2 separate regions of the Homo sapiens genome follow, and region 1 is linked to region 2. A link is a loop called in an ENCODE intact Hi-C map of the cell type or tissue named here. Cell type or tissue: PC-3. All regions are shown on one strand.

Region 1 (8,000 bases), 58 kb before region 2:
ATATATTGTTTGCCTTTTTTTCATTTGAGGAATCCTAATAACTCAAAATGCTGACAATGGGTGCATTTTCCAAGTGACTAAAGAATGGCAAAATCTGGCATCTGATGGCTACACTCTCTCTGAGTCAAATGAAAGGTGTAATGACAGTCTCCTGCTGTGAAATCTGGTAGGCAGTAACAATTTACTGTTCAATTTCCCGTTTTAATAAGGAACTGGAAGCTTCTGAGTATCACAGACTCGGGTAGTGTTACCTCTGGACACATGAACTCCTATGGTCCCTGCCATCTGAGCACAGAGATCAGAGAAGGGGCACATGGGCACAGGGTGGGAGGCTGAGGGAAAGCCAAACAGGCAGGTGGGAAAGAGAAGAATCCAGACCCTTTACTCCCATCTGTGTCTCCAATCCCCAGAAACTGCCTACATTACAGAAAGTAACTAGCAACCTTCTATAGCAGACTAGTATTCACAATCCTAACACAGAAAACAAGAGGAAAAAGCCCCAAATGCTTGTTTACTCTAATTGGAGACCTGAAATAAAACCTTCCTTGTTTAAGGAAGGTTTGTTTGGATTTTTTTTTCCTGAAAAACCAAAGCTGATTCAATATTCTATTGATAATTATCATAATGCCCAAGTGGAGGTAGTAATTATTTCATTTAGAAGCAGCTTTTTATGAAGGTATTTGTCTATTGCCAGCATGCCACTTATACTAAAAAAGGGGAGAGGGACTAACAAAACCCTGGTACCCACAAACATCTCCCTCCTAGAGCTGGGTAAAAAGCACAGCACACAAGACGAAACTATGAAAAGGGCCCCGGTGATTAAGTAAACCACTGCTCTCTCACTCTCTTAACATCAGGAAGTCCATTAAAAACTGAAAGCACCAATTAAGAGCTGTTTATTCTTGTTTACATTTGGACTCCCGGGAATAATTGGCTTCTGTGGGAGAAGAGGCTGGTGAGGACACCTCTAATTGCCTAAATGCACCCTTGATATTTCTTGATTGGTGTTGTGGGGAGGCCGGAGCGGGTGGCCAGGCCTGCCCGCCTCATTCGTACCTGCCCGCCTCCATTGAGCTTGTTGGTCAGCTTCACTTTGCTGAAGGAGATGGGAGCTTTCATCCAGTGGGCCCCAAAGTTGGGGGAGTCCGGGTGAATGTAGACGCAGCTGTGGCTGGAGACCTCTGGCTTGCCAGCGGGCACCCATTCCCCGTTGACGTACTTCCAGCGGTGACTGTCCGTAGGGACAAAGTCCAGCAGGAGGGAGTACATGGCATTGGGGTCCAACCCTGTGACACTAATCTTTAGGACTGGAAACATCCGTCTAAAAGGAAAGGCAGAAACTTAGCCACAGGAGGGACGTTAGAGGAACTCTCACCTTGTCCAGGGGCCTCTCAATACTGAGACCTTCCACGGAATGCCCTGTGAGGAGGCCAAATAAACAGGGCCCAAGTCCACAACCCCAATTCTACTGGAGCTTCTTTTTATAAATGAATTTAATACTAGGGTTTCACTTTAAAACATGCTCCGTTTTAAAGTCTGAAAACCACTGATGGAGTCATTTGACACAACAGGAACCTGAAGCCCAAGATGTATCAAATGCCACATCCCCACAGAAAGCTCTCTTCAAAGATTTCCCACTGGCACACTGATGCCACTGACCAGCCCTTCCCAACCTCACAAAGAACACTATTTCTGAATAATAGTAATAGCATTTATAGCAAAACATGCCAGCCTGGGCAACATAGTGAGACACCCCCATCTCAAAAAAAAAAGAAATTAGCTGGGCATGGTAATCCCAGTTATTCGGGAGGCTGAGGTGGGAGGATTGCTTGAGCACAGGAGTTAGAGGCTGCAGTGAGCTGTGATGGTGCCACTGCACTCCAGCCTGGGTGACAGAGTGAGACCCTGTCTCAAAAAAACAAGAACAGGGTTACATGTTAAGTCAGTGAGAGGAACTCTTAACTGTACAAAGTGAGACCAGTTCTTTCCTCCAGGATGCCTCAGGCAGGGCCTTTAACATACCCATGTACACCATGGGACTCTTTGAAGAAAGCGTGGGGACGTGCACACCCTAAATGTATGTGACAGTGGGATTATCATTTAACTAAGCATTTTATGAGAATTTGTGTCCAAAGAACACACTTTGAGACATGCAGATCTAGATTCATCGATCCTTCTTCTACATGCTAGAATAATAACAACAAGTTTACTCTCACAAATATTTGGAGAAACTATCCAAGTAGCTGGCTTATAAGTCTAGAGCATTTTCATCATCCCGAAAAGAAACCCCACGGCCATTAGCAGTTACTCCCTATTCTATTTAGACTTCTTTTTTTTTCAGATGGAGTCTCTGCCTCCTGGGTTCAAGTGATTCTCCTGCCTCAGCCTCCAGGAGAGTAGCTGGGATTACAGATGTGTGCCACCACGCCTGGCTAATTTTTGGATTTTTAGTAGAGACAGGGTTTCACCATGTTGGCCAGGCTGGTCTCAAACTCTCAACCTCAGGCGATCCACCTGCCTCAGACTCCCAAAGTGCTGAAATTACAGGTGTGAGCCACCATGCTTGGCCTCTATTTAGACTTCATATCACCAGAAAAACAGCACAGAGAAGTAGTTTCTGCCTGCTAGGCAGGAGAGAGGCAGAGTTGATGTCCTTTGTGATTCCAACTCCAAAGTCACTGCCTAAGGTAAGATTTTGGAGCCAAAGCAAGGCCAGGCCAGCCGAAGGGCTTGGGTGTAATGGTAATACGGCCAACACTTACAGAGCACTCACTAGGTGCCAGGCATGGGAATAAGCACTTTGCATGAACTAACTCAGTGAGTTCTTCACAACAACTTTATGAGGCTGTGTTGGTGTGTTCAAGGAGAGAAAATTAATTTAAATGGGAGGCTAGGACAAGTATATAAATTAAGTAAAATTTCTAGGGAGAAAAATGCATCAGACGATGCATTCCAAATCCAGGTCTTCGCTGAGAACTGCATTATCCACCTCAACACTCCTCGTCCCTTAGTGAGATGATTGCACTTTTACATTAACTAAAATGATACACCTCCTCTAGGGCGGCTGCCTGTGTGATGTAAAATCTTCATGTTGCATTTTCTTTTGTTCTTTCTTCAATAGAAGGATTATTGTCTTTTATTTTCTCCTACTATCAGATTAAACGATTCCCTTTTACGATATATTTTAATGTTTTCAATTATGTTAATAATATTGGCCAAGTGTAGAAAACAGAAGGATCCTGAGAACACAAATGCCGTTTGCAAAGAATCATAAAAGTGGGCATCAGAAATGATTCTAGGGATCATATAGGGTTATTCTGACAGCCAGGAGTCAGACCCGTTTATACGAGGTATATGGAGACATGGTCTCTGTGTTCTGGTCCAGTGTTTCTTCTGAAGTACTAAAGTTTACTTTTTATATTATTTTAAAGAAAACACAAGAGTGGCATGTGTATAATTGTCATTTTGCATACTAAAGTTAAAAAGTACCAAAGGAGTTTAAGTCCAGCCTGGGCAACATGGCAAAACCCCATCTCCATAAAAAATACAAAATTTAGCCAGGCATGGTGGTGCACACCTGTAGTTCCAGCTATTGGGGAGGCTGAAGCAGGAGGATCACTTGAGCATGGAAGGTCGGGGCTGTAGTGAGCTATTATCACACCACTGTACTCCAGGCTGGGTGATAGAGTGAGACTGTGTCTCAAAAAAAAAAAGTACCAAAACTTTTCTCAATAAGACTATATAGTACACATAAAAGTAAGAACAAAAACTCATAAAACATATAATATATTACTCATGCACTAAATTGCCAGAGTAATGATGCAATTGTTCAAGCATGAGAGCATGGCTGGTGTCTTCATGATAAGAAATGTCAGGATGTTTCATAAAGTTCTGACTTATGATTTAAGAAATGACTTAAGGCGAGACACTTTTGTTTGTTTTATTTTTATTTAAAGGTGTGTGACTGTGTTGCCCAGGCTGCTTTCAAATTCCTGGGCTCAACTCCTACCTCAGCCTCCCAAAGTGCTGGGACTACAGGTGCAAGCCACAGTGCCTAACCGCAAGATTGTTTTTCTAATGATAATAGTTATCATGTACAGTCAGGCCTCCACATTCCCAGGGTCTGCATCTGTAGATTCAACCAAATGCAAATTGAAAAATTTGAAAAGAAATAATACAACAATAAAAAATAATACAAAAAAAAAATATGGCATAACTATTTACATAGCATTAACATTGTATTACGTATTGTAAATAATCCAGAAATAACTTAAGTATATGGGAGGATGTGCATAGGTTATATGCAAAATATTCTAGTCCATTTTATATAAGGAACTTCAGCATCCTCAGATTTTGATATTTGCAGGGGCCTGGAAACAATCCTCTGCGGATGCCAAGGGATGGCTGTACTGAGTTTTACTCTGCACCTAGGACTTTGCGTAGGTGAATATTTCACTTAAGTGAAATACAACTTAAGTCTTACTTCACCCACAAGGAGGTTATTATGCCAATTTTATAGATGAGGAAACTGGGACTCAGAAAGCACACATTACATTTCATTCACTACTCCTTTTTTTTTTTTTTACTCTCTTTTCCTTTCTTATTAGCTTCTCAAAGCTAACATGGTTGAGCCACAGTGAAAGGAAAAGTCCCCCTCAAAGTTTTCCCAAATCTTAATACCTACTTAGAGATTTATTTGCCCATTTGACAAATGGTTTTTTAGTGCCTGCTCTATCCCAGGAACTGTTCTAGGTGGGAATTCAATGACAAAAATTGCAGACCCAGTATCTTCTTGTTCATGAAGCTTACATTCTAACAAAGAAGTCAGGCAACAAACATGTCAATAAATCTTTGTTGTTTCTTAACATGTAAGATCATTTGGGGCTGGGTGTGGTGGCTCATGCCAATAATCCCAGCACTTTGAGAGGCCAAGATGGGAGGATCACTTGAGGCCCAGAGTTTGAGACCAGTCTGGTCAATTTAGCGAGACCCCATCTCTATTAAAAAAAAAATCATTTCAAATTGCAAGAGTGACATGAAGGAACTAAAATGCATGATGTCACAGAAGGAGACTAAAGGATGAGAAGCTACTTTAGCCATATCTGAACAGGAAGTGACATTTGAGCTAAGACCTAAATAATGAGAAGGAATGACTCATGCAAAATGTTAGAGGAGGTGCACTTAGAGGCAAAGGAAATAGCAAGTACAATGGCCCTTAGATTTAAATAGCCCCACTCTATTCAGAAACTAAAAGAGAAGACCAAAGTGGCTGAGGCAAAGTAAGGGGAAAATTCCAATTATTATCCTCACTGCTAATAGGTTAGAGTGCCCTCCTCTTAACTCTCTCAACTATATTATGTGAGGTCTCATAAAGAGTGTAGCATGACTTTTCGTTCCAGAATAAGAAAATGTGTAATGGCTTTCCATCTTTCATGCTATGGTCAGAGCTGTACCTGATGTTTCAAAGAAGCCATGATCAATCAAAAGATGCTTAACCTCATCAGCCATCAGAGAAATGCAAAATCCAAACCACAGTGAGATGCCACTTCATGGCCACTAGGATGGCTGCAATATGAAAAGCAGACAATAAAAAGCATTGGTGAAGATGTAGAGAAATTGGAATCCTCATACATTGCTGGCAGGGATGTAAAATGATGCAGCCACTTTGGAAAATACTCTGGCAGTTCCTCACTTGGTTAAATATACAGTTTCTCAATAATCCAGCAATTCCACTCCTAGGTATATACACAAGAAAAATGAAAACATAGCTCCATGCAAACATTTGTACACAGAGGTACATAGCAACATTATGCATAATAGCTAAAATGTAGAAAAATGCAAATGTCCATGAACTGATGAAGGATAAATAAAATGTGTTATATCCATACAATGGAGTATTTGTCAATAAAAAAGATGAAGTGCTGATACATGCTACAACATTGATGAACCTTGACCACATTACGCTAAGTAAAAGAAGTTGTTGACAAAGGACCACATATTGTATGATTCCCAGGATATCAAATGTCCATGATATGAAATAGGTAACTCTATAGAAACAGAAAGTAGATTAGTGGTTGCCAGAGGAGGTGACTGCTAAGGGCGCAGGGCTTCCTTTTGAAGCAATAAAAATGTTCTAAAATTAATTGTGGAGATGGATGCACAACTCTGCGAATTACTGAGAACCACTGAACTATACACTTCAAATGGATGAGCTGTATGGCATGTGAATTATATCATCACAAAGCTGTTAATAAAAACAAAGAAGTCACAGTGTCTTGTCTCTTAGAAGGAGGACATATCTGGGAAATGGTAGAATGATTAATTGCTCTATTTTCTTTAGTATTGCATTTGCCAAGAACTTTATAATTATTTTTTGTTTTTATCACTACGTAAATAAACTGAGAAATGACTATTTTTTAATCCATTCCCTATTTTAATACATTTTTTAATACATTCCCTATTATGGCAATGAGGAATAAATAAAAGTCAGTCAACTTGCCTAAGGTCTTGTAACTGGGAATGGAACTCACCCTGCCTCCAAGCCAAGTTCCCCTCCTCCCACCCCACTTTCCCCTCTTTTGTCTCACAATGACAGGGATGCATTATCTAGGGATCCAGTAACTAATTGATCTGTGATTACCACTCGTGATCAGGCTTTATTTTCAGGAATTAACTGCACTTCCAATCAAGGTGATTTTTTTCCCCATTTTTTTCCTAGATGTAGCTAACATAGAGAAACCCAGAGTGTGAGGGATAAGAAATATGTAAATCAGTCCCTAAGTAACAGCATAATTTCACTTAATCCACCCTGGAGAGAAAGCCTCCTTGGAGAGAAAGAGAGGAAAATGTGGCAGGGTAAATAAGCACTCCTCAAGAAAACCACACCTGAAGAACCACAGGTGGTTGGGCTTTGCCCATAAACTGTTGGGCTTTTATTATGAGACCAGCTTTCCAGTTTTATTTCACTGACAGGGAATCTCCAGAAGTCAGTGCTGCTGGAGGAGGCTATGAGAAGTGAGGTTTGCAAGAAGAAAGAGGGGCAGAGATGAGGCAGATTTTACAGGTGAGGGAACAGCAGAGAGTTAAAAGCAAATTCAAAAAGTTAAACTTGTAAACACTTTCCTCCATCTCTCCTCAAAACTCTACTATTTATCAAATACTCATCAGAACTTTTAGAGGGGTGTGTGTGTGTGTGTGTGTGTGTGTGTGTGTGTGTGTGACATACATGGTGCATGGATGCTGACATTTATGTGAAGGTGAGCAGGCATAAGAATAGCAACAGGTGTCAATTAAAGATAAATAAACGAAGGGAAAAAAACAACAGCATTAGGGAAGCAAGGTGGCCTGGTTAAAGGCAGATTACATAAATACATATGATCTTCTTGAGCTGTAATTTTAAACTTCAGAGAAAAATACCCATGGGCTGTAGGGACATGGAAATGTATTGGCCTGATGTGCAACTTTACTTTTCTCCTCTCTTGTACTGCCCTTACTGGAGACTATGAACAGCAACTCAGTGGCACTGCACCAATACCCCTTAATCATCAAGCACTGGTGAATCATCGAAACTAATCGGCAAATTTAAACTTAGTAATTCCCACCTCTTATTTTATGATGACAAGAAATATGGCATTTTCCCCTTAGGTGAAAATGTTACAAGTAAAGAAAACAAAAGCAAGAGATTTGATTTTTTTTTTTTTTTTTTTTTTTTTGAGACACGGTCTCACTCTGTTGCCCAGGCTCGTGTGCAGTGGTGTGATCACTGCAACCTTGACCTCCCCAGGGTCAGGTGATCTCCCACCTCAGCCTCCCAAGTAGCTGGGACTACAGGTAGGTGTCACCATGCCCAGCTAATTTTTTGTATTTTTTGGAGAGACAGGGTTTCTCCATGTTGCCCAGGCTGTTCTAAAACTTCTGAGCTCAAGTGATCAACCTACCTGGGCCTCCTGGCTAGTTGTTTAAATTTTTTGTAGAGAAGAAGTCTCCCTATACTGCCCAGT
Region 2 (8,000 bases):
TCATTTAATCCATCAACAACCAACCTATAAAGTAGGAACAATTACCACACCAAAGCCCACAGAGTTACTTTATCCAAGGCCACCCAACTAGGGAATGATAGACCCAGGCTGTAAATGCATGTGGGTGTTACTGTAGAATCATATCATACCACTAGGTTGGATAAGCCTTCTCCTTGAGAGGTGTTACCTTGCCTCCCTGACAATAACTACTCATGGAAACAAACAAGGCTCAGGAAGTTTAAAGAAAAACCATACCTTACAGGCTTAGGTAGCTTATGTTAAAAAGTAGAGCATTTCATTTTCTTTCATAATCTTCAGGGAATAATTCTAATGATGATGATATCATCATGGGTTATTTGTTGAATGTTTGCTAAATGCCAGATATTACATATATTACCTCATTTCTTCTCCTCAACAACTTTGTGAGTTATGTATTACACTTATTTTAGAGACGAGAAAATCACACAGCTACCATTTGACTCTATAGCTATTGGATTCCAAAGCTCTAAAAAGACAGACCCAGCATGCTGGGTTTTTTTTGTTTGTTTTTTTTTTTTTGACATGGAGTCTCACTCTGTCGCCAGGCTGGAGTGCAGTGATGCAATCTCGGCTCATTGCAACCTCCACCTCCTGGGTTCAAGTGATTCTCCTGCCTCAGCCTCCCAAGTAGCTGGGACTACAGGCACACGCCACCACACCCAGCTAATTTTTGTATTTTTAGTAGAGACAGTTTCACCATGTTGGCCAGGATGGTCTCGATCTCTTGACCTCGTGATCCGCCCAACTCGGCCTCCCAAAGTGCTGGAATTATAGGCGTGAGCCACTGCGCCTGGCCCCCAGCATGCTTTCTGTATGAATGAACTTGAGAGATGGCTAGCAAGAGTAATCACAAATGAAGCAGACTGTCATGTCTAACACATCAACTTGGCATGAGCCACCACACCCGGCCAATAAGTCTTCCTCTCTTTGAAGTGCCATTAAGTTGCAAGGCTTCACTCTCAAGTGTCCCAACTAAGAGAACACTTCTTTAACCTACACCGAATAAGAAGCAACAGTCAAGGCTGGTCCTAAAAATTAAACATAGCATATACACAAAACCATAACAGACTACAGGCAAAGACACAAACTCCCAAATACCCTGAAAATAACAATTTGCTCCCTTTATTATTTCCCTACACAGTCTATGAAGAATCCAGCCCATAGGGATTTGCTAAAGAGCTCTTCTAGACTAAGCAACACACCCATATATTTATGCTCAGTCTAGACTATACAATGTAACTTACACTGTCTGCCCAAAACACCCCCCCACCCAAAGTTAGTATTGGAGAAAGCTTTACAGGCAACAAGAGACATCTCTAAGGGTCAGCATTTTACTGTCATAAGCACTAATAAATTAAGCTTTACACAGGTAGCCAGAATCATGCAATCAATCATTTAATTAACATCCCCCATTTCCAGCCAGACACAGAGCTAAGTTTGGGTACAACTGGGGACAAGATACACGTGCAGCCCTTATCAAGTGGCTTACAGATCTAACAAGTCAGTGTAATAAAATGCTACCTGCACTGGCACATAAATATAGATGTGATACTGAGAGTCCAAAGGAAGAGGTCATCAATTCTGGAGAGGAGGAGGTAATCAGGAAAAGCTTCATAGAAGAGGTAGCTTTTGAGCCAGGTCTTAACAAATGAGCAAGTATCTACCAAACCAGGGGAGGTACAGATAGGGCAGCATTCCAGGCACAGAAAACAACCAAACAAGGGCACAACGGCATTTTGGGAAATGCAAGAAGTTCAGCCTGGCTGGGAAGCACACTGGATAGGGAATGGGACAACGGTGAAGCCAGATCTCAAAGACGCTTGACTGTATGCGTGCTGAGGAATTTGGACTTCATTTGTACAGACAAAACAGGGGGCCACTTGAGGGGGCTAAGCAGGGCTATAAACGAATGGCTCTACAGCTCAGTGGAAAATGGCCTTGAGAGGGGCAATGGAGGAGACAGAGAGACCAAGCAGATGCATCTTGCTCAGGTAAGGGTGATAACAGGCCAAAGCTAAGGCCAGCTCAGATATCACCTTCTCTAGGAAGCCCTCCCTGACTCAGGTCGTGTCGGCTGCCCCTCCTTGAGAATTTCTTTCCATATCTTGTTATATCATGAGTTATATGTCTGTCTGCCTGGCAGGGACCAAACTGGACTTGTCTTTGTATCCTCTGAGCCCAGCACAGAGTGTGATCAATGCTTACCCATTGAGCATGCAAGTCAGTCAGTGAAGCACAAACAGCCATGGGGACAAAGAGGAAGGAGCCAGTAAGACAGGGTTACATCAAGCCCTGGTGAGGAATCATGGAGGGGAGACTTGGACCCCCAGGACTCTGAAGCCATTTACAGAGACACAAGGGAAGGGAAAAGGGGGAAACAAGATGACTGAGCTCAGGTTCCTGCAGGTCATTCAGGTAGAGGCCAGGCCAGTGCTCCCAGTTGGAGAGGGTGGAGTTGTTGGCACCAGTGTGACTGAAGCATCAGTGTGAATGAGCTTGACCTGGAAAATGTGTGCATCCACAACATGCAGAATGGGCTGCCCACCTCCAGGAAGCGCTCAGATGCCCTGCCCACATGAGCTGCTACTCAGGTCTGGGAAGGTCTGACACTAAATAAAAACCAGTTTCCCTTATGGCCACTGGAGTGATGAGCCCTTTGAAAACCATCAACTCAATCTCTGACAGCAGTAAGAATACAGCAAGCAGGAGGACTGGGTTGTAAACCCTGGAGAAATCACTGAACTGCTTTGTGTCGCAGTTTCTGTACATGTAAAATCACGATGGCAAAACATTTGCTGCTTTCTCCCAGGTGTTTCAAACTAAGATATAAAATGTTTTCAAATAATAAGATATGAATGTGAGATATTCTAACTACTTCTCTCCAAATTCCTTACAACTACTGGAGCCTCCTCTTTCACCTCCCTCAAGGGCAACCAACATCCATTTTCCCATCTAATGATTGGCTAAAATTGGATTTTTAAAAAACAGTTACCTCCCAATTGATGCGATATTACCAAAGGTATAAAACACTGCGAAGAGGTGTAGTCCCTTCCTGGGCACCCACAGCAGAACAGTACCCTGGAATTTAAAGTACAGTGTTTGCACATGAGCAACCCTCCCACCCGGCCACACAAGCAGAGCTCCCAGAGGAAGCCCTGAGGAGTCCGTTTCCCTCCCCACCTCCCTTATTCCCCTCTCCTCTCATCCATGCATTTTAGTGAAGGGCAAAAGGGGAAAGGAGGTGGACAAAAGGGGGAATATATAGCAAAGACAGGTAGAAGGAAAAGACAGAGGAGGAAGGGAAATCTTACCAGCAGTGAGCAGAGAATTCCTATAGCAAAACACGCAATGAAGCCTTTTATCCTGGTACTCCAGCTTAATGAAGATGCCTCAACAACCTAAAATTGAAAAAAAAAAAATACATATACACACACATTTACTAAAAACAAAGCAAGCACATAACTAAATCTAGAAAGTGTTAAGTTGTATTAGGGAAGGCAAGGAGCACAGAATCCTACACACTCAGGCGATGTAAGTCATCAAATCCAGACTTTATCAGAGCTGTAAAGTTATTATGCAGACATGAATCTCCTCTCTAGCAGCTGACAGCTGTGCCTCCAGCTGAACATCTTCAGAGGTAGAAACTCCTTGCCTCAAGCACAACCCATTTCAAGAACAGGAAGGCAAGACAGCCAATCCTAGAGTAGCCCAGAGCCTTCCTACAACCCAGGCAGGATGAAGACCACACCTGGAAAGGCATGCGTCCACCAGGGACTCACAAGTCCACCTGGGATCCTCCACCAGGCAGGGTCCCAGGAAATAAGGAAAAGATGAGGGGACGGCACTCAAGCAGCTGCTCCACTGGTCATCGTCTCCTACATCAACTCTCACCCACATTATTCACTCTTGGTTCAGATATTGTACTTACAGGATGCTGGCATCAGCCAACTCATCCAAGTGGGAGACAGATCCTGGTTAATTAATTACTGTCCTGTTACATCCTGAGTCTTTGCCATCATGATTAATCCCTCCCTGGAGCAAAGTTCAGGGGAAGCCAGGAGTTCCAAAAACACTACTGAAACAGGAGAGCCTGTGAGTAGCTCCCAGTGGTTCTTTTCCCATGTCAAAAATGACAACAGCCAGGCACAGTGGCTCATGCCTGTAATCCCAGCACCTTGGGAGACCAAGGTGGGCGCATCACCTGAGGTCAGGAGTTCGAGACCAGCCTGACCAACATGGCGAAACCTTGTCTCTACTAAAAATACAAAAAATTAGCCAGGTGTGGTGGTGCATGCCTGTAATCCCTGCTACTTGGAAGGCTGAGGCAGGAGAATTGCTTGAACCTGGGAGGTGGAGGTTGCAGTGAGCCGAGATCATACATTGTACTCCAGCCTGGGCAACAAGAGTGTAACTCTGTCTCGGAAAAAAATGACATCAAAGTTTTTGCACTGGTGACCCTACCAGTCTGTCCACCTGATGCAAGTGGGAACAGTTGTTCCAAGCTGGACAAAGACAGCTGCCGTAAGAGACCAACACCACACAGGGCAGCTAGGCCATGTATATTCACACAGGGCTCACCTTGTATGGCCAGCATAGTCTCCATCTAGCAATGTGGTCAAAGTTTCCTACTATATTTCCACCCAGCTGATGGAAGAAGGTAGGTAGTGGCAGAAAGTCAAGAGTCATTAGACTGGCAACTCCGTCAGCCTTGACTACCCCCAGCTCAGGGATCTGTTTTCAACCCTGTCTCCAGAGTTCCCGTCAAACCAGAAGCTTGAAAAGAAGGATGAGAGGCTCCCCTCAGGTGTGGCACGTATTGCCAAAGACTACCTTACTCTCCACTCAGGAGAAAGGTATTTAGGTCAGGTTATACATTCATATATATGGAACTGGGCTCATGACCCTGCACAGAAGGCACAAATTAGGGATGATAACAGACAGCAGGGGCCCAGTGTTAAGATCTGACAGATGAGCCACCTGGTTTTACGCTGAGGTAAACCTCTCCTGGAGGAGTCTGGTTTCCCAAACCCCCTTGGACTCCAAAATGAGCCATGTGATGATGCTCTGGTAGCAGGCTTTACAAGGCCCCAGACAATCTAGTCAGGCTACTTCGGACTAAAGCATTTAAGCTCTCGCCAAGGACAGAATAAAATGAGAAGCTACCACTCTTCCTAGTCATGCAAAAACCAAAGAACTTACCTTGCCAAGGTGCGAAAAGAACTAGCTGCAGGTGGGAAGAAAAGAGCGGTAGTAGGATTGGCCTGGCTTGTTCGTAGGAAGAAGAGTGGTAGTGGGATTGGCATGGCTTGTCTGTAGGAAGAAGAACGGTAGTAGGATTGGCCTGGCTTGTTCACAGGAAGAAGCATGGTAGTAGGATTGGACTGGCTTGTCAGCAGCAAGAAAAAAGTGGTAGTAAGATTGGACTGGATGGTTCCCTGAGCACCACATGGCATCAACACGGATAATTTTAAAAGATTCAACCTTTCTATTTGAAGAGGATAAACCATAAGGTTAAGAATGAAATTTGAATTGGCTTTGACATCTAGATTGCTAAATAACCTCAACAGAACAGTGAGATTCCAGAGAATGGCCTGAACCCGGGAGGCGGAGCCTGCAGTGAGCCGAGATCGAGCCACTGCACTCCAGCCTGGGCGACAGAGCGAGACTCCGCTCAGTCTCAGTGAGATTCCAGCCCTCACACAAATCAAAATAACCACAATAGGAAGCAGTTCAGCCAAGAATGTGTTTCTGGTTTCTACCTTCAGAAAGGAAAGTGACACTCCATATCCAAGTCTCTCAAGCTGAATCCATCCAAATGTTACTCTGTTTGCCAAAATGGAAGGGGTGGGGGGCATATTTCACCACTGTATTTTTCCATTACATGTGGTTGCAAGTTCTTTTACATTCACACTTGGTCAGGGAAGGAGGAAGCTGTTGTTCCACTTCTCATAACTGGACTCAGTGAAAGCAAAACACTTCTTTTTGCCAAATTATGAAAACAAACTCATAAAATGTCTGTAAATTCATGACTGCTGGAAGCTGTGCTAGCATATTGTTTTTGGAAATTAGAGTAGCTAAAATGGTACCTGGATGGAATTTGTAGGCAATGCGCTCACAGGCAGTCTGACTGGCAGTTATTCACAAAGGTCCCTTTCACTCTGTGATGTGGAGAGAAGAGGGGCTCTTGCCAAGAATAATACTAAGAATTGTTCAGAAAAACAGGATTGGTAACCAGAAGAAGGTAAGAAAGAAATACTGCTTCATTTCCACACTTTAAAATTAGATACTATTCATACCTTTCTTGTCCCCAGAATCCTTTATAAAAAACATAAAACCTATACTTTCAGAAAGAAGTCCATTGAAACTAAAGACTTAAGGTGTATTTATGAAGATGAGGTATCAATCACAAAATTCAACGTGAGGCTATAATTAGATACTGCCATGCAAATTTTATAACTACCTAGGAGAGGTAGGAGAAATAGAACTAGTCACACCTTTATGGTTTGCATTAAAGGAATAAAGGTTTTAAAAAGCACTCTCTTCTAGTGACCTCTTAAAGAGATTTTAAGAGCGCCTAATTCAACTTACCACACAAAATAGCAATTTCCCCACAGAATCCTCCAGTTCTACCAGCCCCCAAACCATGAAAAATATGAGACAATCAAATCAGTACCAATATTTTAAAGGAGGCTCTGACCTAATCAGTAAACACTAAGCTGAAACAGCCTGCAAGATGAAGTTAGTCGGCAACAAAACATTTCCTAGGAATTCAAGACTCTGGAAGTGCCATACAATGATGTTATAAACAGAAATCTCACTCAGAAAGAGGAAACTGACCAACTGACCAAAGTATTTTAAAACAAGAACGAAGCACCTATTCTTTTTAAATTAGATCCAACAGATGCCTCAGCATAACACATTAAAGCCCTTCTCACAGTATCCAACACAGACGTTCACCATTTTAGGTTAAAAACAAGCTCAGCATTTATGTTTGCAAACTTTACTAGTCGTCCACTGTTGAGGGTCAGCCCACTGCTTCGTGATGATTTTCGAGACAATAATATCTGCATCATCCCACTGTCAACACTCCACCCCTCAAGAGTCTGCAGGGAGAGAAAGTGTCTGCCTCTTAAGCACCAATTGTTCATAAAGGCTTGTTGACAGTCTATGGAAATAAAGCTTTAAATAACGAGGGTCAGCTACCTATGAGTCAGACCTTTCTTAGGCCCGGTCTGAGGTTCCACTTGAGATTCATAATAGAGGCTAGAAATCAAGAAAAAAAAACCCGTGAAATTACTCTGAGCCTTGACCAATTAATAAAGGCAACAAATTAAAAAGAACCCACCAACTTGTTTTGAAATATCAAAAAGTTAAATTTCAGTGACTCCAACATTCGATCCCATAGAATTACTCCCTCAAGGTGAAGATTCAGAGAGCAATCTTACATTCGGAGATGTCATGCTAAGTCCCAGTATCACACAAAACAAAACCGAATAAAATCAGCAACCACAAACGTGGGTGAAAGCAGCTTGCTGAGAAAGAAGAACTTGCTGAGAAACCAGAAGAAACACTGATTAGTTTCCAGTTGGCCATATCATCTTAACATCCTCATTTCACAGATGGGGAACGGAGGCTAAAGAATACACCAAAAAGCGAAGAGAAACGTTATTTTGTCATCCAAAAAGGAAAACAAAAGCTAAAAGCACCCTAAATAGAAATGCAGCATTCTGTGTGGTTCTACAACATAGGACATTAGTGGCCAGGTTTCAGCACGATCAAAACTTTTCTAATAGGCCGGGCGCGGTGGCTCATGCCTGTAATCCCAGCACTTTGGGAGGCAGAGGTGGGCGGATCACTTGAGGTCAGGAGTTCGAGACCAGCCCGGCCAAGATGGTGAAACCTCGTCTCTAGTAAAAATACAAAAATTAGCCGGGTTTGATGGCGGGTGTCTGTAATCCCAG

Evidence for each region. Peaks named below come from ENCODE experiments on the same cell type or tissue, not always from the same donor. Only the 100,000 strongest peaks of a DNase experiment are listed, where the experiment ranks them.
Region 1: it touches region 2 in a loop (4-fold over the local background); 3 of 110 quality-filtered maps call a loop at or near these places.

The regions. Positions count from the first base shown.
Region 1 is chr1:168,284,481-168,292,480 of GRCh38, reverse strand. It overlaps TBX19 (T-box transcription factor 19), which reads right to left. Exons shown (of 8, transcript NM_005149.3): 2 at 1,057-1,321. Among named protein-coding and RNA genes, the nearest start is that of TBX19, 7.6 kb to the right of the region's middle. RefSeq lists enhancers at 1,099-1,670, 6,795-7,296. In PC-3, no CTCF peak of the experiment used is centred here; DNase peaks (open chromatin) are centred at 3,890, 5,140, 6,910 and 7,530; H3K27ac peaks cover 3,236 bases.
Region 2 is chr1:168,226,951-168,234,950 of GRCh38, reverse strand. SFT2D2 (SFT2 domain containing 2) reads right to left here. Exons shown (of 8, transcript NM_199344.3): 2 at 3,351-3,437; 3 at 3,032-3,117. Among named protein-coding and RNA genes, the nearest start is that of SFT2D2, 4.9 kb to the right of the region's middle. RefSeq lists enhancers at 7,741-7,790, 7,911-7,990. In PC-3, no CTCF peak of the experiment used is centred here; DNase peaks (open chromatin) are centred at 4,010 and 4,850; H3K4me3 peaks cover 1,607 bases; H3K27ac peaks cover 1,269 bases.